Regions from separate parts of the Homo sapiens genome. Here all the other regions are linked to region 1. The links are chromatin loops, found by intact Hi-C in ENCODE. Cell type or tissue: HCT116. All regions are shown on one strand. Region 1 has its middle 6.8 kb from the start of SFMBT2. Region 2 overlaps LINC00707 (long intergenic non-protein coding RNA 707). Region 3 holds the start of LOC105376387 (a long non-coding RNA gene).

The links. A loop is a pair of places that touch in the nucleus more often than their neighbours do. Peaks named below come from ENCODE experiments on the same cell type or tissue, not always from the same donor. Only the 100,000 strongest peaks of a DNase experiment are listed, where the experiment ranks them.
Region 2: a loop joins it to region 1, with 10 times the contacts of the local background. A loop is called at or near these places in 21 of 110 quality-filtered maps.
Region 3: it touches region 1 in a loop (5-fold over the local background); 61 of 110 quality-filtered maps call a loop at or near these places.

Annotation. Positions count from the first base shown.
Region 1 is chr10:7,413,810-7,421,809 of GRCh38, forward strand. No RefSeq gene overlaps it. Among named protein-coding and RNA genes, the nearest start is that of SFMBT2, 6.8 kb to the left of the region's middle. In HCT116, a CTCF peak has its summit at 3,463 (motif pointing left); a DNase peak (open chromatin) is centred at 3,472; H3K27me3 peaks cover 2,204 bases.
Region 2 is chr10:6,834,016-6,842,015 of GRCh38, forward strand. LINC00707 (long intergenic non-protein coding RNA 707) reads left to right here. Exons shown (of 5, transcript NR_038291.1): 4 at 3,959-3,993; 5 at 6,376-8,000. All of the region lies in intron 3 of LOC105376387 (a long non-coding RNA gene), which reads right to left. Among named protein-coding and RNA genes, the nearest start is that of LINC00707, 58 kb to the left of the region's middle. In HCT116, a CTCF peak has its summit at 4,350; a DNase peak (open chromatin) is centred at 4,335.
Region 3 is chr10:7,116,950-7,124,949 of GRCh38, forward strand. It overlaps LOC105376387 (a long non-coding RNA gene), which reads right to left and starts at 1,520. Exons shown (of 5, transcript NR_188183.1): 1 at 1,331-1,520. In HCT116, a CTCF peak has its summit at 4,453 (motif pointing right); a DNase peak (open chromatin) is centred at 4,482; H3K27me3 peaks cover 1,162 bases.

The sequences.
Region 1 (8,000 bases):
GATTCCCTGAGGCAATTCAAGTGGCCCCTTCATCCCACTTCAATACCTTTCCACTTTCATTTTTATTTCAGAACCAGACACTTTAGGGATATATACCCAGATGTAGGTTGCACCCTAAATCAATTAAAGGTAGGAAAAAATTCCACATAGTCAGCAAAGGATAACGCACTGACAAAAATTGTGACTGCTTTTTTAAAGTAAAGAAGGCTTATGCACTCCAGCTCAAACAGGGTCATGAAAATCTCATTATCAACACAAGATTTTTCTCTATACTGTTAATATTTACTAAAAATCTTGGCCAAAATAAGCCTTTGATCACACTAACTATAGATATTATTTCACTCCTAAACTTTGCTTAAGCCATGAATTTCATCACTCTACAGATCAAGTTATCCCTTCACAGGGACTTTGGAATTCTTTAACATAAATGGGGCTAATTGGTTAATTGTAAAATATTTAGATGCTATTCCATTTGTCTAATGATACAGCACAAATTAGAAATATAAAATAACAATTGAAAAGTTTTTGTCTCATTTTCCTTATATTCCTAAGCATTACATCACAAAAACTATTGCAGAGGAGTTGAAAAATTATATGTGTACTATTTATTCTCTTTATATTTAGGACATGTGATTACTTAAATCTTGTTGCATTAGTCGTACCCAAGAAAAATGTTCAATTTGTACATACCTAGTCCATGTTTAAGTTATCACTTCCCACTGGGAAAAGGAAATGAACCAAAGAAAATAGAAGATAAACCATTATGCTTTCTTAATATAGAGACTCCCTAATGAACCATTAGACATACTAGCCTAACAGGAAAGCAGAAGGAGGAGAAAAAGAGGCCAGAACCAAATATTTGAAGAATTTGTACAACCTTCTCTTTACTGGAGCCTTGAAACCAAAACTTGTTTTTTCTTAGGCTACATAAGATAGTATTTTTCCATCAGGATCCTAAGGTCACAAAGAGTAAATCTAAATACACTCTGTCTTTTATTTTTTCACCTTTTTTCCTTATCTTCTATCCCCAATTAAAGCACTTAATGGTTAATGTATTGGGAGTCCAGTGACCTCAGTCACTGCTTCATCGCTAATTATCTGTGTGACCTCTGTAAGTCCAGTGACCTCTCTGAGCCGTTCTTTCCTCTTGGGTAAAATGAGGGGATTGGACTAGGTGTTCTGTGAGGTCCTTTCAGACCTAAACAGTGCTAAGCAATCTACCCCACCTCAAAGCCATAAATTGCTTTATATGGTATTCTGCCAATTTGATATAGCAATCAAATTCTGAGGTCACAGAAGATAAAAAAGAATTAAGTAAAGGAATTTGTAGGGAAAGGGTATTAGGGCCTTCTTTGCCTCACTGCCCTTCAGTGAAGGTACCATTCAGGTCATATTTTTGCCTTCTTTTGATTATTATTGTGTTTTTGCATTTACTGTATGAGTTTTGTGTTGCCCATAAAAGTGTGGGGGCTCTGGTGAGTGTATCTATGACAGTCCTTCTGAGAAAAGCCTGGGGTTATTGAGATGGCTTGTGAAAATAACTAGAGTTCTCAGTGAGTGTAGTGATGTGTATTGGTTCAAAAAATATCACCACCTAAGAGAGCACCTTCTCATACATTTATAGAAATTTCAGAAACACACTATTGCGATTGACTCTTGTATAATTTGAAGGAATTTCAAGCTTCCTTGACAACAAGAGAAAAAAATAATAGGGTACAGGGCATATTTTTAAAAGTACATGAAGGCCGGGCGTGATGGCTCATACCTGTAATCTTAGCACTTTGGGAGGCCAAGGCAGGTGGATTGCCTGAGTTCAGGAGTTCGAGACCAGCCCAGGGAACACAGTGAAACCCCATCTCTACTAAAAATACAAAAAAAAAAAAAATTAGCCAGGTGTGGTGGCATGCTCCTGTAATCCCAGCTACTCGGGAGGCTGAGACAGGAGAATTGCTTGAACCCAGGAGGCAGAGGTTGCAGTGAGCCGAGATCGCGCCATTTTACTCCAGCCTGGGCCACAGAGCGAGACTCTGTCTCAAGAGAAAAAAAAAAAAAAAAAAAGGACATGAGGTCTGAACTCTCCTAGGACATTTATTGAAAGAGCCGACGTGGTTTGCTTGTGGATGTTCCAGTTTTGACTAATGGCTTCTTTCTCCACTGAGAAGAACATCATGACAAAATTCATTCCCAACTTCTGTGGCTGCTGGCTTGTACATCTGGATGCATGGTATCACGCCCTTCATTTGTGAATCTTACTGTGTATTAGGCATAATATTTTAGACTTTGTGGCCTCAGTTCCAGCCCTTTTGAGAGCTGCAGTCCAGAGAGATTAAATGACAGAGGCCTTTTAAAGGACAGAGTTACCGAGCAGGGACTGGCTCTCAGGCCCTTTTAAAGACAGCAAAAATGAGACAGAGGATTTATTTAGTATCTACTTTGCTCCAGACACTATTCCAGGTATTTTTTACATATATGATAACATTTCATAACTCCTAGTCTGTATTATGTGTAATATCCCTTTTAAATGGTTTGAAAATATGTTTTAAATGTATATTTCTTTACACATAAAGCTGAGTCCTCATCCACTGTCACTGTCATTGAAACACAGGTTGCATCTCGGTTTTTTCTTGTGGAACTTGAGTTGTCTGGAACCATTTACACTTTCTAATTTTACCCCTTTATGACTGAGGGTATCTATTGGCAAAAACACACACACCCCAACTGGGTGCAGTAGCTCACACCTGTAATCCCAGCCCTTTGGGAGATTGAGGCAGGAGGATCACTTGAGCCCAGGAGGTGGAGACCAGCCTGAACAACATATCCAGACCCTGTCTCTACAAAAAATAAAAATTAGCTGGGCATGGTGGCATGCACCTGTAGCCCCAACTCTTCGGGAGGCTGAGGCAAGAGGATTGCCTGAGCCCAGGCAGTAGAGACTGCAGTGAACTATGATCATGCCACTGCACTCCAGCCTGGGTGACAGAGCAAGATCATGCCTCAACAAACAACCATAAACACAGTGCAGGTCAGAGATGTGGGTCTGTGACCCTAGAGCAGTATTTCCTCTGTGAATGATAACTGGCCTGAATGAGGTTGAATTTGACACCATGTAAAAGCATCAAGAGTCCCATTGAATTTATACTGCAAAATAGACTAAACAAACTAAAACAAGCGACCAAAAATCCCACATGAAAAAGCACTTCCATGAATAAGCACAGTGGACAATTTGTTACATTCACCCACTACCTTAATAAGTGCCCGGCTATGGTATACAAGAGGAGAGATACCAGTATTAGGGAGCTGGACTATCTCAGCTTTCATGTAGCTTCAGCATCGCCATCCTATTTGTTTTCACTGTGTAAGCTGCTTTAGATGATCTTAGTACAGAATAAATCATTATTATCATGATCAAAGAAGTGATAGTTAGTAGATCTACAAAGACTTGATTTGCAGTGCCATCTACTGGAAACAGACATTGACTTGCTTTTAGATTTTTTAGATAGTTTTTTGTTGTTGTTTATTTTATTTTTTTAAATAAAGAACGTTGAAGAATACAGATATCAGTAGTAAGGGAAGAATTTGGTTCTTACTATATTTGATTATAGATGATGGCTTAGAAGCCCTAGCTACAAATAAGCTGAATTGTATTCTTATCAAATCATTCATCCTTTGAATGTTAGACATAAAGAGTACTTACATGTTTCTTTGAAAAGTAACATTGCTTCCTTTTCTTAAAATGAGTCACTTAAACCAGTTTTTAATATAGCACTATGGTTTTTTTCTTATCCCTTTAAAGATTGATTTTTTTTAACCCTTGTAAGTGCCTCTGAAATGGATATCGTTGCTGAATTCTTGAAGATTTTCATTTTAATTTCATACCTTGGGGATGGGGGAAACTCAAAAGATTTTTCAATCAATTTTTTGAAGAGAAACTTACATAAATTAGATATAGAGGAAGATTAATGAAAAATAAAAACCAATCTCTGCTTACATTTTTCTCATTCAACAAATATTTACTGAGGACCAGATGTGTGCCAGGCACTGTTGTAGGATCTGAAATACAGTGAACAAGACAGATGAAGCCCTGTTCCATGACACTTATAGTTCATCAAGGACAGATCAACACCAAAGAAATGAATATCTAATATGTCATGTGGATGTCAGTGCCATGGAAAAGAGTAAAAGCAGGGGGAGGTACAGGAAGTGACAATGACAAGTATGGTGTTGGGGGAGGATGACGTTTTTTATGAAAGTGGGTCAGGGAAGTGGCATTTGAACAGAGAGCTCCAGACAGCAGGAAAAGTAAGTACAAAGATCTTGATATTGTCTTGGCTCCATTGGAAAGAAAGAATAAATTATACAAAAGTTTGATGATATTTAACACCACAGGCATAAGCTATTAACTTGTAACTTCTAACTTAAGCAAGAAGTGCCAGTATTCCCAGATGGGAGAAAACACAGAGTGGTCAGTTCAAACACATACAGCAAATCCAAGCGTTCTCCAAGGGATCAAACCCAGTTTCCCTGAATTTAATTAGATTCTTAGGTTGAATGAGCCACAAAGGTCACCTGGTCTGCCATCTCTCTCATGCCCAACTCCCCTCTACATTATCTATATTAGTCTGTTTTCACACTGTTATAAAGACATACCCGAGACTGGGTAATTGATTTATAAAGGAAAGAGGCTTAATTGACTCACAGTTCCGCAGGGCTGGGGAGGCCTCAGGAAACTTACAATCACAGCCGAAGGGGAAGAGGCATGTCTTATATGGTGGCAATAGAGACAGAGCGAAAGAGAAAGAGAGAGCATGTGTGTGTGTGTGAAGCGAAGGAGGAGAGCCCCTCATAAAACCATCAGATCTGGTGAGATCTCACTATCACGAGAGCAGCATGGGAGAAACTGCTCCCATGATCCAATCACCTCCCACTGAGTCCCTCTCTCAATACATGGGGATTATGGGGATTGTAATTCAAGATGAGATTTGGGTGGGGACACAGCCAAACCTTATCATTATCCCTACAAATGACCATGCAGTCTGCTTGAACACCTCACTCTTCACTCCCTCCAGAGATAGCTCATTCCACCTTTGACTCCTCTTGGCAAATTCATCCTTACACTGAACTGAAGCCATTTCTCTGTTCTGTGGTGCTTGGGTGGCTTGCATGGCAATGGAGGAAGGCAAAAGTGTCACCCTCTTCCTATTCCTCACTAGACTGTGGCCTCTATGATCAGGAATCCCATGTAAACGTCCATGTAAAGCTGGCTCTGTAATGGACTTGAAATGAATCCATCCATCATCATTCATCACTCTGATCTCACCTACATAAAAACTCCTCAAGCACAGGATGGTTAGTGGAACTGTGTTTTCTCTATGTCTTTAAACCAATGGAAACAGAGCAGCTCACGCAACTGAAAGACCCCAATGTTTAAGTGCTCTTATTCACCTTTCATTCCTTTCTTGGTTTGCAGTTATGCCGAATCAGAAATCAATTCCTTAGGGATAGCACAAATGAAAAAATCTAGAAAATATACAAATGCATCTGAGCAAACAATAGAGTACACTTGCTAATGACACAATTCCTTAAGCTATGGAATTCATTACAACAGTTAACATTGATTGAGCACATACTCTGTGCCAAGCCCTCTTCCAAGAGCTTTATGTATCCTACCTCATTTAACCCCACAGCAAGCATGTTTAGTAGGCAGTGTCATTGTCCCCACTTTATAGACAAAGAAACTGAGGGAGGGGCTGAGAGTGATTAAGCCATCTGGTTGTGGATACCTGACTAGTAAGTGTTGGAGCCCAAACTTGAACTCAGCCAGTCTGACTCTAGAGCCTGGGCACGTTTTCCCTAAACTCCATTCCCACAGTTTATGATAGTAGAGATGCCAGAGACTAAAGATAATGTATGGGACGGAAGATTGAAGGAACATGGATCATTTAGCAACAGAAGAAAAGGCTAAAATGCAAAGGAGGGCCAGGGCAAGCTCATGAGCAATGCCAATGCTAATTTTTAAAAATGGGTTGAAAATAGAAGGAATTGTGACTGTGGCCTGAATGGAACTAAGTTTGAGAATAAAAAGTGATGAGGATATTTGGAATGGGATAATAGCAACAACAATACGACACTACATGCCAGGCTCTGTACCAAGTGCTGATGTTCATTTGTCTTAATTTAACCTCATTGAATCCCAGGAGATAGTTGCTGTCATCATACCCACTTTGCAGATGAGAAAACCACGAGCTGGAGGAGTTACGTAGCTGTTTGACATAACCAGCTAGAGAGTAGCAGAGCCATTATGTCAGTGGTCCAGTGAGCGAGCAAAGCTTTATCAGTATTTACGGCCACTCCTCATTGCTCCCATTACCGCCTCAGCTCCACCTCCTGTCAGATCAGTGACGGCACTGGATTCTCATAGGAGCATGAACCCTATTGCAGACTGTACGTGCCAAGGATCTTAGTTGCGTGCTCCTTATGGGAATCTAATGCCTGATGATCTGAGATGGAGCTGATGTGGTGATGCTAGCACTGGGAGCAGCTGCAAATACAGATGAACATTAGCAGAGAGGTCTGACTGCACAGAGACCATAATAAATCACTTGCAGACTCATATCAAAACCCTATGGGTGAGTGGCAAGTGACAATTAAGCTTCATCTGGTGGCAGGCTTTACAGGTGAGTTGATATACTTCAATCATACAGCTGCATCTGGTGGCCTTATAAGTATGTTTGAGACAACTTCAAATCTCCATACATTCTGGGTTAAAGTCAAAGGGGAATATCCTCAGATTGCCACAAAAGCACTGAAGAGCCTGCTTCCATCTACAACCCCCTATCTTTGGGAAGCAGGGTTTTCTGCAGTGACAGCCACCGAAATGAGATTATGGAGTAGGCTGGACATAAACAACACACTTTGGGTGTCACTGTCTCCCAGATGGGACCATCTAGTTGCAGGAAAACAAGCTTACGGCTCCCACTGATTCTACATCATGGTGAGTTGTATAATTATTTCATTATATATTACAATGTAATAGTAATAGAAATAAAGGGCACAATAAATGTAATGCACTTGAATCATCCCAAAACCATCCCCCACTGCCCATCCATGGAAAAATTGTCTTCCACGAAACCAGTCCCTGGTGCCAAAAAGGTCTAAGACCACTGCATCACGTTACATGGCACATATATGTTCTCATGTTCATGTTATTTAAGAGTCAAAATCATTCGTGTTGATTGAAGTTTGAGCTACCCTAAGGCATTACTAAAAGCCAGTGGTTATTATCTTTTTACAAAATTCACCAGAGGCCTTTGGAAACCCCCATGGTTCTGCTGGATGCACATGTGCACCATGAGGCCGCATGTTAGAGTGGAGAGAGCCTGTACATGGAAGACAGATGATCTTGGACTTAGATCCCAGCTTTGCCATTATTAGTTTTGCTTCTTCCCTCTCTCTCTCTCTTTTTCCCTGTCTCTTCCTCTTCCTTACCCTCTTCAGTTTCCTCTGTTTAAAAAAAAAGGACTAAGAAAACTTACCCCTACCCTACCCACCAAAATATTATAAAGACTAAATTTCTCTTTCAGAGAGGGAGGCTGGCACTTAACAGAGGCTTCAGAAGTATGACCTCCTCCATCTCCCCATCTACTCATCTGCCACCTGTTCAAAATACACATCGTTCGTAGCATTTTAGTATAAGCTTATAGTACTCTTCAATATGCGGCCAATAATTCTATATTGATTATAAATCAGATCATATCCCAGATTTGTTTTCTACATTTCCATGGACTTGCACCCTCTGTAATTGCTCTTTCAGCCTTCCCTTCTGGCTTTTTCTATTTTCTTTGTTTTATTAGTCAATAGTTACATCTTCCTGACAATGCAAATAAAATATTCCAAACAAGAATGTAGCTAGCAGCTGATTCATAAGATATTAAAAGGCCTTGAGTCATATTGTACTCATTGAAAACAAAGCCTTCACATATACCAATGCTTTATTACTTTCA
Region 2 (8,000 bases), 580 kb before region 1:
ACTGTAATGAATTCGTGGGTCATGAAATCTATTTAATGGGTCGTGGCCAACATTTAGAAAATATAGATTAGACCAGAAAAATATCAGAGTTTTGCAATCTTTCATTTCAGCTACATGTGTGTATCACAGTGTGAAATGTTTCTTGCTACCAAACATTTTTGCAAAATACTAATAGTTCTATTCCCATATCTGACAAATGAAAGTAAGGAGCCCAGAAAAGTACTGTTAAGTATTCTATTTAGAGACACCCAGGACATAAATTCAAATGTCCAGACTTCTGGTTTAGTTCTTTTTCCATTTTGGAGATCTGGAATGATACAATAGAAGGAATAGTGAAGGACATAAGTTCAAGTCTGGTGCTTAAAAACTGTATAAAGTGCAAGTTGCTTACTCCATACCCTTCATTATTCTCATTTCTAAAATAAGGTAAATGAAACTGTCCATTTCCTTACTAGATTATTGGAAGAACTACCAAATACAGATAAAGCAAAAAAATGTCCAATGAAAAAATCTGCAAACCTGCTGTGTGTGTGTGTGTGTGTGGTCTTAATATTACTCTTCTATATTCTTTCCCGTAGACAAAATTTTTTATTTTTTTGATTCTTAATTTCTCCTTTTCTTCTACGCTTTAATGTGTTTCTTTATCTTTGAGCATCATCTGGCAATAAACATTTTTTGGTATTTGCCAGAATGCCATAATTTCCAAAGCATTTTCTCACTTGAAAATATTTAAAAATGCACAACAGGTTGAGGAAAATCCAATATACCATAAATATATCCAATATACCATAAATATATGTGTATTTGGGATATTGGATACATACCAAATATACATATATTTATATTTGATATATTGGATTTTAAATATAGTAAATATATGTTATATAAATATAACATATACCTATATAACATATCTGTTAGGTAAATATACCTATAGGTATATAGGTAAATATACCTATAGGTATATAGGTAAATATACCTATAGGTATATAGGTAAATATACCTATAGGTATATAGGTAAATATACCTATAGGTATATAGGTAAATATACCTATAGGTATATAGGTAAATATACCTATAGGTATATAGGTAAATATACCTATAGGTATATAGGTAAATATACCTATAGGTATATAGGTAAATATACCTATAGGTATATAGGTAAATATACCTATAGGTATATAGGTAAATATACCTATAGGTATATAGGTAAATATACCTATAGGTATATAGGTAAATATACCTATAGGTATATAGGTAAATATACCTATAGGTATATAGGTAAATATACCTATAGGTATATAGGTAAATATACCTATAGGTATATAGGTAAATATACCTATAGGTATATAGGTAAATATACCTATAGGTATATAGGTAAATATACCTATAGGTATATAGGTAAATATACCTATAGGTATATAGGTAAATATACCTATAGGTATATAGGTAAATATACCTATAGGTATATAGGTAAATATACCTATAGGTATATAGGTAAATATACCTATAGGTATATAGGTAAATATACCTATAGGTATATAGGTAAATATACCTATAGGTATATAGGTAAATAAATATACCTATAGGTATATTTAGGTATATAGGTATATAGGTATATATACCTATAGGTATATAGGTATATATACCTATAGGTATATAGGTATATTTACCTAACAGATGTGTCATATAGGTATATGTTATATAGGTATATATTATATTTATATAACGCATGTTATATTTATATAATATATGTTATATACGTATATTTACATATACATGTTATATAGGTATATTTATACAACATAATATAATACATATATTTATATAAATATACATGTTATATATGTATATTTACATACACATATATGTTATATAGGTATATTTACATATACATATATATTATACAGCTACATTTAATATATAAATATACCTATATAACATATATGTAATGTAGGTATATTTATACATATATGTTATATAGGTATATAACATGTTATATAGGTAGATTTACATAACATGTTATATAGTTATATTTATATATACATATAATTTTATATGGATATATTTATACATAGGTTATATGGGTATATTTACATATATGTATATATAACATAGGTTATATGGTATATGTAAATATATGGGTATATTTACATGTACAAATATGTACATGTTATATATAGATATGTATTATATATACACGTTATATATGTATATATAACGTGTATATATGTCAATGTATATATGTATACGTATAGATGTATACATATATGTATACATTATCTGGGTAGATTTACAAAACATATATACTATATAGGTATATTTACATATATGTAAATAATACCCATATACCCATAACATGTTATACGTATATATACTATACATATATATTTATATACATGTACATATGTATGTATACATACATATGTATATATGCATATGTAAATATACATATATTTACGCTATACATATATACATCTATACAGGCATATACATGTATATATGTGGATATACATATGTATATACATATATGTACATATAGATGTATGTATATGCATATATATACATGTATGTATATGTACATATATAATATAGGTATATGCATGTATATATGTCTACATATATGTATGTATACATACATATATGTATACATATGCATGTATGTATATGCATATGTATACATGCATACACATGTACACATATGTATACATACATGCATATACCTATATTATATATGTACATATACATACATGTATATATGCATATGTATATACATATGTATACATATATATGCATATGTATATACATATGTATAGACATATATGTATATGCATACATTTATGCATGTACATGTATACACATATATGCATATATATGTATATACATATATATGCATTTATGGATGTATATATGTATAGATATGTCTATGCATGTAAATATATGTATATATGTATGCGTATATATGTATGCATATATATGTATGCATATATACACATGTATATTATATACATGTATATAATATACATATGTATGCATATGTACATATAGCATATATACATATATGTATAACACATGTTATGGGCATATTTACAGACATGGGTATATATAACATATGTTATGGGTATATGGATATTTACATATACATATATGTATATGTAAATATCCATATATGCATATTTAACATGTATGTATATGTAAATATACCTATATAGCATATGTTATGTAAATCCACCCAGATAACATGTTAATATACCCATATAACATGTTTTGTAAGTATACCCATATAACATATATGTATATTTATATAAATATGTAAATATGTGTATATATATTAAATATGTTATATTAAATATGTTATATAAATATACCTACATAACATATACGTATATGTAAATATACCTATATAACATACAGGTATATTTATATAGATATATAAATATACGTACATTGGTATAAATATATATAAATATATAAATATACGTACATTGATATAAATATATAAATGTATAAGTATACGTACATTTATATAAACATAAATGTAGAAATATATAAATGTACATATATTTATATAAAAATGTATACATATATAAATGTGTACATATATTTATATATATAAATGTATATATAAATATATCAATATATGTATAAATATATGTATATTTATATAAATATACATATAAATATATATATTTTTATATAAATATATGTATATAAATATATTTATATAAATATGGAGATGGAATTTTTTTATCTAGTTCTACAATTTCTTAGTTTGTTTTCTAAGTAATTAATATTGATCAAATTGCTTTTGGCAAGATTATTTCTAATCAAATACATCATTATAGTCAACTTGTCATATAGCAATGTCATGTACTCTAAAATCAGTGATTTTCAAAGTCTACACCTGCTCATTTGGTAAATCACCACACCTCCTGATTCCAGTTATCTTCTTCTTCAGATCACTATGAGACTGGACTGGAACATTACCTTCAGGTGTGTTGCTTCGCCTTTGGAGAATGCCATCTGCCAGATATGGGATCAACCTCTTAAGTCTAACATAGCAAAGAATATCCCCCATACCATTTTACTGAAGAAAAACAACAAACAGCAGTTCCTTCCGCCACACTGGGTCTTAGCACATGCAGAGCTGTGGAGTCCTGTCTGTGCACAGAGACAGGCATTGACAGGTGGAGTCAGCTTCTCCACCACTGACATCTTTCCAAGTCAGTGCTGTGCTATGTCTGCAAATGAGAAAGGGGCAGCCTGGATGATGCTATAATTGGCAGTACCAACTCCATGGAAATATTCAGAGGCTTCAGCTGTCATTTTAAAACTGTCCTTCAGGTGGTGCCATGTCAAAGGGAAGGGACCTGCACGACTGCCCAAGGTTCCAGATACCTTAAGAGTTAAGCAGGGATTGGATGCTGGGGTTCCCGTGTTCATTTGCCCCTTTATTCAACTAGTGCTTACTAAGTGCTTAATGCATCCCAAATTATGGAAGGACCTGGGAACATATGTAAGACACTATTCATGCTTTCAAGTTGCTTGTAGTTTAGTCAAGGAGCCAGCTTAGCATCTAAAACCATGCAACCCCAATTTCTAACCACCAGTCAACTCTCCAGTAAGCCTTCTTCATGGTAATGGCCTTTGGGATGGTGGGGCCATAACGTAGGGTTACTTGGGGAAAGCCAGCACCTTGCACACATCTATCCTGCCCTGTCCCTGAAATCCCCCAGATCCATCCACACATCACAAATCTGCTGCTCCATAAAGAAGAGCCTGACATGGGCTTGTGGAGGAAGCAATTGATCAGAAAGATGCTCTTGATCTAATTTTATCTGTTTTTCTGCCATTGCCTCTTTCCAAATTCTTGCCCATGTGGTTTTCTCTTGGTAATCCATGTGGCCCTGGTCCGGGGCCTCCATATCTCTTGTGACTTAAGTTTAGCTCACTCTCCCAATTTTCAGAGTTTCCTGTCTTTTTCAGCTTGTGTTGAGATAACAGCAACTTGAGTATCTCCAGACGTTAATACTTCCCAATGGGTACCTGTCTTTGGGCTTTATCTCTACTGTCTCTACTCTACATAATTTTAATTGGGTCTAATTTAGAAATATTTTCCTCTATATTTTTACTTTTTATTTTTTATGGCCTCTTGCTTTTTAAAATTTATGGTTATGGCCTGTTTAAGAACTTCTCTACTTTTTACATATTTTCTCACATTTTCACCTCTTTTACAATTTTGCCTCTATTTCAACTGGTATTTATTTTGGCGAATGATAGGAATCAGGGTGGTAGAGTGCCTATAACTTTTTTTCTTCTGCACAGATTGGCAATTAACTCAGGATCATTTCTGGAATGAGCTATCCTTTCTTCAATGATCTAAAATGCCGTCTTTTTCATTTTCTTATTTCTTTTATACATACGGGTCTTCCAGTTCCGTTTCATAGATTACGGCCCTGTGGCTACGGCAAAGCATAGTAACTTTATCATACATTTTCACATCTGTTAAGGCTATTTTCCCCTCTTTGTGTTTTAGTTAGCACATTTATTTTAGTTAGTCAAGTTTTCCCCCAGAAGTATGTTGGGATTTTGAATAGGATTGCACTGAATTTATAGATTGGTTGTAGGCAGGGTTAATACCTTTGTAATATTGGGTTTTTCTTTCTGTAAATGATTTAGATATTTTAATATGACTACATCACCCCCAGCCATATTAATTCCTTTTACGGCCTTATGTCCTTCCTAGCTCTAGTCAGTCCTTTACATTGTGTTATGAATTTGTTCACTTGTTTATTGTCTGTGTCTCCACCTAGAGTGAACACAAAATTTCCAGATTCTAGATCAATGTGTAGAACATAGTAGGTGCTCGGGAATTATCGTTTTATTGATTGAATGAAATAACCTTGACTTCCTAAGGCCTATAGCCCTCAGTTTGAGAAATTCCTTTTTTTTTTTTTTTAACTTTCTTATTTGCTGTTTGGTTCTTATTCCATTGACTGCTCACCCCACTGCCTCATTACCCTTAGCAAGCTGAGAAAACTGGGTTATCAATTCACATGTGTGCTTGCAGCCTTGTTTCACTTGGCTATAACCCCTGTTGGCATTCGTCATCCATCATTTCCCTCCTGCCTTGGGTGTCCCAAAGCCGCACCTGCTGGTTTCCTCCACCTCGCCGCGGTGTCTTTTCAGCCTCCCTGAAGGCTGTTCTGCTTCTATCCCGACCTCAAGCGATGCATCCTGGGGAGAGGTTCCTCCTTGGCTCTGTCCTTGGTATCTCTCCCTCAGAATTGCATCATTTCAATTTCCACCAGATACTGATGACTCACATTTTCTTTTTTGGGCTAAATCTCATGTTTGTTTGTTTGTTTTTTCCAGACACATTGATATGACTACATGCTGGACATTTTCTTGCGGAAATCCAAAAGAAATCCCCATTTTCTTGCAGAAATCTAAAATAATCTCCCCTATGTGCAAGTCAGACTGAGCACCACTCCCAAGACCATGACCTCCCCTGCAGCCCTGCTCCTTCCCACTCACCTCTCCTCTTGAGAAAGCCACCTCCCACCACCCAGTCTGCAGTGCCAGAAAACTGGAAACCAGCCCCTAAGCTGCTTTCACCTTCGGCCCATTTCTCACTAGCCAGCCTCTCCCACGGCCTCCCCAGTTTCTTCAAATACACCCCCTCCACTATTCACCATACTGCCACCGTGATTTATTTACAACTTTTTGTCCGGATTACCTCAGTAGCCTTCTAATTGTCCCCTTTGCATCTAAAGTAGCCCCTCTCATCCCCCAAATCTTACGTCACTCTTCTACATAATTCTGGCTTTCCATGACCCATAAACCACATTTCTCAAGTGTGCTCTATGCTGGCTTGAATATGTTAATAATCTTAATTCTACTTTTAGTGCAATTTTCTTAGAGCTGGCATCACTTTCATCATGACGTGAGAACTTACTAGAGATAGGCAATGATGACTCACAGTCAAGCCACATGTCATATGCTGCAGACATCTGGACTGCTGCTTATTTGCAAATCCTTTTCTTCATATTTTTCTCATTTGTAGCACTGGATCAATTCCAATTAAGAGTTTAATAATGAATTAACTAATGATTTAAACAGGTGGATAAGACTAACACTGAACCAATGATTTTAAGTAAATCTAAATACATAAATCCCCCCAAATTATTAATCTATGTTGTTTACTAAGAAGTGTATTAAAATGATATTGAAAAAGTTTGCTTTGGGAAAGAGCTAGAAGTTAGAAGGTCTAGGTTCAAATCCCGCCTCTACTCCATCCTTGACTAAGATGTTGGACCCATCACCTCAACTTTCCTTGGGTCTTTTTGCCCAGACATGACCCGATGACACAGAGCTTACCTGGACCTCCACAATAGTAAATAGAACAGGGCCAGCAAACCAAAATTTGTTGAGTCCTTTAGAATTAAGTAGCTTAGATAAATTTTCATCAAAATCTTTATATAGTAGGGAATAGAAAAAAGTCAATTCTGTTTTATTTGAGGATGTATGAATATGTTACCATTTTTCAGACTCTGATTTACCTTCCAATTATTGTTTATTGGGGTCATTGTAAATTAGTTATCATTTTTTGAATACACATTCACTGCTGACAAAGTGGTGAAGCCAGAAGTTATGTTTGACCAGGGAAGATTATGACCCTCAAAGGAGAAAAATTCACAGGGGGTAGTTGATTATTGGTGGAATGGAGTGAGAGTGAATTCCTTAAAAGTTTAAACGAAAGCAGAACTATATTCATATCATGGAGGGAACTTAGTTTCTAATATGATGAACTATTGCCCCAAGTCATGACAATACCTTGCTCTCTGGAAGAGAATGAGTGAGTTTTTCATCCGCCAAGATACACACTCTATATTTCCAACCATCACATCTGCCTTGCAGGCTGACTGAACCCAGAGCAAATCAATCACAAAAGTTAATCCAAAAGACTTCCCTTCAGCTGCTGGAAATCAGTCATCACA
Region 3 (8,000 bases), 300 kb before region 1:
GAACAATCTCCTAGGGATGTTGCAAGAATCAAAAAAGCTAAGGATGGTCGAAGTGCTTATAACTATTAACCACCATAAATCCTCAATCAGGGCAAGGAATGATCATCAGTCAAGGGGCATACACAAGTAAGAACAGAATCATCTTTAACCTGAAATTCCTCTTTTTAAATGGGAAACAGTATATACTTTTCTGGGTTATTGATTATGATTTCTATATTTTCAGACCCCAAAATCAGATCAAGTGCTTTCTGAAGTTCACATTACTTCTGAAACAATGGAACAAAGCATTTTAAATAAACGTGACTCAGACAATTCAGAACATATGGTCGTCATAATGTGTGTCCGTGTTGAACTATCCCTGAAAAGAGCATGGAGCACTAAGCATTTAACAGTAAATGAATTACTCACAATCACATGAAAATATATAGACCAAGAAACAGTCTTGCATCGAACACCATCAGTGCCTTAAATTTAACTACTGGGGCCAACCTCTTGTGAACAGACAGATTTGCATCTTTTTTGTCTTACCTGCCTAGTACAAGGCAACAGGGTATAACTCAAGCCAGAGATTTATTTTGAATAAAACAATAACGAAAACTTGCTATCATAATCATTTCAGAAGGGGTGGCCCACTGCAACAGAATTCCCAGCTTTCTAGGTCACCCATTGTTCTTGGAGAGGTGGTGAACTTTACTGCATTTTGGAAAGAACAAGAAGTGTCCTCAATGCCAATTCTCAGACATGACAAAAACACTAGTAACAGTTTGTCAAGAGAAAAACACACCATGACATAAACATTTATAGATAAAGTTTTTGCTAAGGTTTAATATTATTCTAAACATATTTCAAGGGTTTCTTTTAAAATGTATGTTTGGGGGGATTTCTTTTCACTGATGTGTGGGGAGGCTGAGCTCCATGCTCACCTACAAGGGAAGAGAAGGAGAAGTACACTCTTCAACTTTCAGAACACAATAGTAAAGCTTCGAGCACGGAATAAATATTGAAACGAATTTTCACACTGGGAAATCTACTCACAATAAGTAAGTAGGATGGAGAAGGAAATGAAAGGGCCCCGTTTTTCAGCGTCAACACAATACGTACAAATCCTCAGGCTCACCAGATGAATCTTTGTGCAGACTGTGTCGCTTGGGTGTTAGCATGGAGATGACAGAGAGTGATTTTCAAAGAATATGTACAGCCTCTGCAGCCTAAATTGAGTGGAATAAGATCTGAGTGAAAAGCAAGCGCAGTCAATAATAGCCAGGGCCGGCCATCGAAAGCTTCTCAGAGGAGAACCCAGCGGTGAGTAAGAAGTAGAGAACATTCTTACCTCGCTTAATCCCCCAGACCACGTTCCAGCCATCTGCTGTGGAATTACATTCAAAACTAAAGTAGGTCATAGAATTGTTAATGAGAACACAGGAACTTCAGGGTTCTAGAGATCTATCCTTCAGTTTCTTCTTTTGGAAAATGAGAGGCTCTTAAGTGCTCCCCTCAGAGGATTTTTGCAGGGATTGAATGAGCGAGTCTGTACAAAGCACTGGGAATAGTGCCCGGCACAGAGCAGGAGGCTCTCCAGGGTGAGCGCTCTGTTTGCACTCATGGCTTTCATTGCCACCCTGATTGCTGTTCTTCACCTCTCCCGGCCTCCTGTCTGCAGAGGGCTTGGTGACAGCCACAGCCAGAGGTTCCTAGACTTTTCTTTCTTTTTTTTTTTTTTTGTTTTGAGATGGAGTTTTGCTCTTGTTGCCCAGGCTGGAGTGCAATGGCATAATCTCGGCTCACCGCAACCTCTGCCTCCCAGGTTCAAGTGATTCTCCTGCCTCAGCCTCCTGAGTAGCTGGGATTACAGGTGCACGCCACCACGCCCGGCTAATTTTGTATTTTTTTAGTAGAGACAGGGTTTCTCCATGTTGGTCAGGCTGGTCTCAAACTCCTGACTTCAGGTGATCTGCCTGCCTCAGCCTCCCAAAGTGCTGGGATTACAGGCGTGAGCCACCGTGCCTGGCCCATAAATTCACTTTTCAAAATAGCTAGGGTTCTTTTATTTCTTCAAGGCCAACTTTGTGTAGACTACATTAGCACATATAGGTAAACTGAAAACCCCACTGAGGAATGAGAGGTAGACTTGGTCATAAATGTCAGGGGGTACTGGAAGGCCCTGCGAGAGCTTCAGCAGGAAGGATCTGCCAAACCCAAGTTGATGAAGAAACCTAGCTATCATCATGGAAGTCAAGAAGATTTAATTAGGAATCCACACTGATTTAGCAGGACGCTGATCATGGCAGTCTCTGCTGCTGTGGATCTGAAAATGGCTCTTCGTGTTTTACATCCCCGTTCCCACCCCCAGATGTCTACTGTGAAAACTGCCACTTTTCACCATCATTTGTAACACCTGGATTATCAGACGCTATCTTTTCTGAAAAGCAGCCTATATTTATTTCGGTTGAGTTTGGAAAATTTCTGGTGAAGAACTTTATCAATGTTGTCACCAGTATACCTTATCACCTTCAAGCAAATTGCCAGGCCGATAGGGTGGGGTGGATTACCCAGGAGCCCTCCAGCTGAGCAGCTCTAAAGTTGGAGGAGACTGGCCAACAAGACTCACCAAATTCTTATCACACGCTTTGTTAGTAGCAAGGAATCAGCATGTTGAAATGCTGTTACGATTCATGACTCACCTTCACAGCCTCCATTCAGACCTTGAGAAACGCTTCCAAAAACTGCAGGAATGATTTCTGAAGGCTGCTCTGGCTATACTTTTTTGTTCGTGTCTACCAAGAGTCTTTTCCAAGCCGCATTGCGTTCATTATTGAACAAGAATTCCCTGTGTTCCTCAAGTTCCCATGAACAAACAAAGCCCCTATAGCATTGTCATGGGAACCTACAGAAAAGATCACAGCAGTGGTACTTATGAAGCAACTCTTCTAGAACCATCTGATATTGACTATTGAGCTGCTTCTCCCGAGAACGTCGTCAAGGCCACGAAAGGAACAAACAAAAAGAACTCTTTTATTTCTGGTCATAGCGACTGCAGCACTGGAACAACCTGACATACATACACCCACTTGAAAACATTTTGTAATTTGTCCAGTTAAAGATTCCACTTCTTACGTTTTTTAGGTGTGCCCAGCTGAGCCACTTACTCTAACAATATTTTTATGGTTTCATATAACCATCCCCTATCACAAAGGTGTTGCTTGAATTTCAGTACAGGTATTCGGGCGTGTAAAACACAGAAAGAGAATTGCCAATCTTCCTGTACACTCCAGGCATCAGCACCTTGAGAGAAAAGCTCATTAGCAAGAAGAGAGGAAAATCCAATTTCCAACATGTAGTCTTTTGGCTGCAAATGTTGATAGCAATTTCAGTCATTAGTCTCTTTCATAAGTGCTGAAATCATTATAGTAACAGAATGGCCAACGGGCAACCTCACCTCAGGCTCATTCTTGCAACCGCTACCTAAGCCTGATGATTTCTCTTTCAAAATAATTACAGGAGCAGCCATGCTGGCCATGAGGAAAGATGGGACCTTACACACTCACTCTTCAACCTGGGCCAAGAAAGAGTCTGCTTTATTATTCTTTTCTGTTAGGATCAAGGAATATGGTTTTTTGTATGTTTGTTTCTGCAACATAGAATCCCCATTGGCTTTTAGAAGAATTATTTGCTCATAAAGGGAAGGAACAGGGTAGGAGCAAACAACGTTGTTTTTTTTTTATTTTTGGTTGGCAATATCTTTCTAGCAGATTTTGCAGACTTACAGACATGCCTGTGAGAGCCAATATCGTGTGATGGTTAAGAGTGGGTTTTGTTTTGTTTTGTTTTGTTTTGTTGTTGTTGTTTGAGACGGAGTCTCGCTCTGTCGCCCAGGCTGGAGTGCAGTAATGCGATCTCCGCTCACTGCAACCTCCGCCTCCCGGGTTCAAGTGATTCTCCTGCCTCAGCCTCCCGAGTAGCTGGGACTACAGGTGCCCGCCACCACGCCCAGCTAATTTTTGTATTTTTAGTAGAGACAGGGTTTCACTGTGTTGGCCAGGCTGGTCTCGAACTCCTGACCTCATGATCCGCCCACCTTGGCCTGCTGGGATTACAAGTGTGAGCCACCACGTCCGTCCAAGAGTGGGCTTCTTAGAGTCAGCCAGCCCTAGGTTTGAGTTCAGGTTCTCCCCATAATAGTTGCATCTTCTTGGGCAAGTGATTTAATGCTTCTGCACCTCCCTTTTCTGAACTGTGAAATTAGTATACAGTAGACCCTGATTCGTAATGTTGTGAAGATGCAATAAGTTATGCATAGCACCTGGTACATGACGAGCACTCAATAAACAGCAGCTTTTATCACTGTTATATTTATAACAGCTTCCGTCGTTCCTGTGGCAACAGCTGCTCAGATCAGAAATCTATTGCTTCTCTGATCTTTATGGGGGGATGGGGGTCTTCTCACCCGACACCTCTAGAGGGCAGCAATGCGCAGTGACCTTCGATGCTCCCTAATGGGAAATGAAGTCTACTGAGCTCTTCAGGGAAGTTTACTAGGAGTTTTGATTTGTTCTGTTTGAGATACCAAGACAAACAAACCTGTATGACACAATTAATGTCATAGCCTTGGGGATATAGGTGGCATTTCAACAACGACAAAAATGTAACATTAACAATAATATAATTAGAGTACCATAATTGAGGGCCTGCTCTGCAACAAGTATGATACTACTTCATCACTAGTCCCCACAACGACCCTGCAAGGTTGACATGCTAACCCTCATTTTACATGTGTAGACACCGAGATTCCTAGATGTGAAGGAATTTTCTTTTTATAAGGATATTCTTGATGCCAAAAAAAGAATGTGACCAGGCACAGTGGCTCACGCCTGTAATCCCAGCACTTTGGGAGGCCCAGGCGGGCAGATCACCTGAGATCAGGAGTTTGAGACCAGCCTGGTCCAACATGATGAAACCCTGTCTCTACTAAAAAAATACAAAAATTAGCCAGATGAAACCCCATCTCTACTAAAAAAATACAAAAATTAGCCAGTCGTTGTGGTGGGCCCCTGTAATCCCAGCTACTCAAAAGGCTGAAGCAGAAGAATTGCTTGAATCTGGGAGGCAGAGGTTGCAGTGAGCTGAGATCACGCCATTGCACTCCAGCCTGGACAAGAGAGCGAGACTCCGTCTCAAGAAAAAAACAAAACAAAACAAAAGACTGGAATGTAGGTCTGTCTGATTTAAAAACTCAGGTTCTTTCTGTTCCACTGCATTGGCGGTAGAGTTTACCAGTCGTCTTATGTTAAGTTGCACCACAGTGACAAGCAACCCCAAACCCTGGTGGCCTGCAGTCACAGAGGGTTATCCTCACTCATGCTGTGTGCCATGGATCTGACGATCCAGCTCTGCTCTGTGCGTTCTCGATTCCAGGAGCCAGCTGGAAGAGCAGCTACATCTGAGACTTAACTATTCTGATGGCAGAGAGAAAATACCAATGACGGAGGCCCCTGCTGACTCTTGGTCAAGTCTTTTATTCATTCAGTCCTTTAAAAATACATTTATTAAGCCACTGTATGTACTACCACAGTCCCTCCTCTTATGTAGCTTACAGTCTTATGCAAACAATCAACTTGTTAAACCTATAAGGTAAGTACATTAAAAGAAAGTAACACTGGATCATGAGGATGCATCACGGAAGAATTTCATCTGGTCTCGGTGGGCAGGGAAATAGCATCAAAGAAGACTTCTCCAGAAAAGTGTCCTTTGAACTAAGATCTAAAGGATGTATAAGAATTAACTATGCAAAGGAAGCCAAGAAGGCAGAGAATTGCGTGTGCAAAGGTCCTGTGGCAGGGAGAGGTTGATTCATTCAGGGCACTGGAAAAGAAAAGGCAGGATCATGGGAGTAAAGTGAACAAGTGGTGGGAAATGGTGTTGGGGAAGCTTTATGGGCCAAGGCTCTTGGCCATTTCCTACATACCTGGGAAGCTGTTGAAAGATTTTAAGTCATTCAACAATATTTACTTTCCTAGATGGGGAAAATATTACCTTCTAGGTCAGCCAACCTCGTAAGTAGTGATGAATTAATTACTAAAAGTGGACTCTAGTAATGGCATCTGATGGAGACATTTTGTCGGGCAGTATTGATACTTCCTCAACATAATTACTGAGCCATTGAGAAGAAATATATGTGCTTCTGGGATAAGGCTGTACTCCTCACATAACTTTAGAAAGAAGGGAGAATGTAAAAGATCATTTGAAAGAGGCAGAAATGTAGATGGTTTCATCAATTACTTGATGGAACTTCAATCCCTTTTTTTCAGAGTTGGATCACAATGTATATAAAACAGTGCCCTGTGAAGAGGGAATTTTTGTAATTGAGTCACACACCTGCTGTTCTTTCTAGGAGCCAATCGACTCCATGAGAATAGAGTAAAAAAGATACGTGCTACCAGTTTGATATTGGAAATTTTGTGAAGTCTAATCTAAAATAGGCTTCAAATTCTCCCCTACTCCAAACACACCCCTGCTACGACCCATGATTCCACCTGATAAAGATTAGAGAGTTAAACAGAAACATATTTTCATTCTTTCTTCCAAATACCAACACCTGGACCCTTCCATGAATTTATCTATTTGTAGGGTAAGGCAATCACTTCCCTTAATCTTACAAAGCGGCTGTTCCAAGACATTAATTGCCCTGTCATTTATATGTCTCAAAATGGTGCCATTTGACAATGGCACACACTTGAATTTGTTTGCTGTGTCAGATTGTGTTCCACTGGTTACCACTTTGCAGCAGGTTTTCTAGATGACTTTCATGGGTTTGTAATACACAAGTGCTATTAAAAAGTTCCCTTTAAGAGAATCTCTGCTAGTCATCATCATTAACCAGCCCCATCACAATCAATACACTACCCCCATTGTGTACAGAAGTCTTGAGAATTTACATCAACTCGCAGTTTCTAATCCCAAGCTTCAGTCTTGCCATCAGCTGAGAAATAAATGCATACACATACACATAATGTTTATTTGCATTAATAATGAAAAATGACTAATGCTCACAAGCAACCGTTTGGAATCAAGACACGCTTCCTGTTCAAACCATCATATGTTCACTCAGCTTTGTCGGCCAGTGATAGAGCAATTTTGAGGGTTTTATTCCGTTAGCTGACAGCTCCCCAGACAGACTACACAGCCATCTGAAGTTTCCAAATAAACTAGCAGACCGTTCTTGAATGGGTTTTTCACATTTCTTTCTTTCTTTGGATTCAGAATGAGAATGGCTTTCCCATGACTTGCTTTGAGGGCTAGTTTGAGCTATACTTCCTCGGGGCTACAAATGTCCACTATCATGAAGTTCATCACACCCAAAACCTCAGTCGAGGGAAAGGGACTGGAGAAAGACTTTGTTGACTGATGAGCAAAACTTAGATCCATGTCAGGGAAACAGATGGCATCACCACAGTCAAAACCTCCCCTCTATAATCACTCATCTGAGTAAATATACAAGAGTCAGTAGCAGCAGACACCTTTGCAGAATTTACAGATGGGAAACTCAAGGAGAAGGTTCAGTAATGTGTTTGATGTCCCACATTGACAGGGTTTAATGCTAGGACTGTCACCTAGGAGTCTGTGTACCTAATTCATTCCTTAATTACCTACATTCTCTGAGCTTTAATTTCTTCATCTCTAAAATAAAAGCAGTAAAATTGAACCTAGTGATAACTTGATAAGAAGTAATGATAGGATTCAACAAAAGCCTCAGTGCAGCATGTGGTGCACCATGAGCAAGCAATCCACATTAAATCCCTTCCATTCATTACAAAAAAGGATTCATATCACACATCTTCCAGAACAGGTGCAGTCTGAAGTGATATTGCTTGCTTCAATTATACCAAATTTGGAAAAGAAGTCAAACAGCCAGCTTTGAAAGGGAAGCATTTTAAAGGAATAATGATCCAAATTGGAGAAAAGAGAAATGAAACAGTAAAAATGTCTATGTGAGCACTATATAC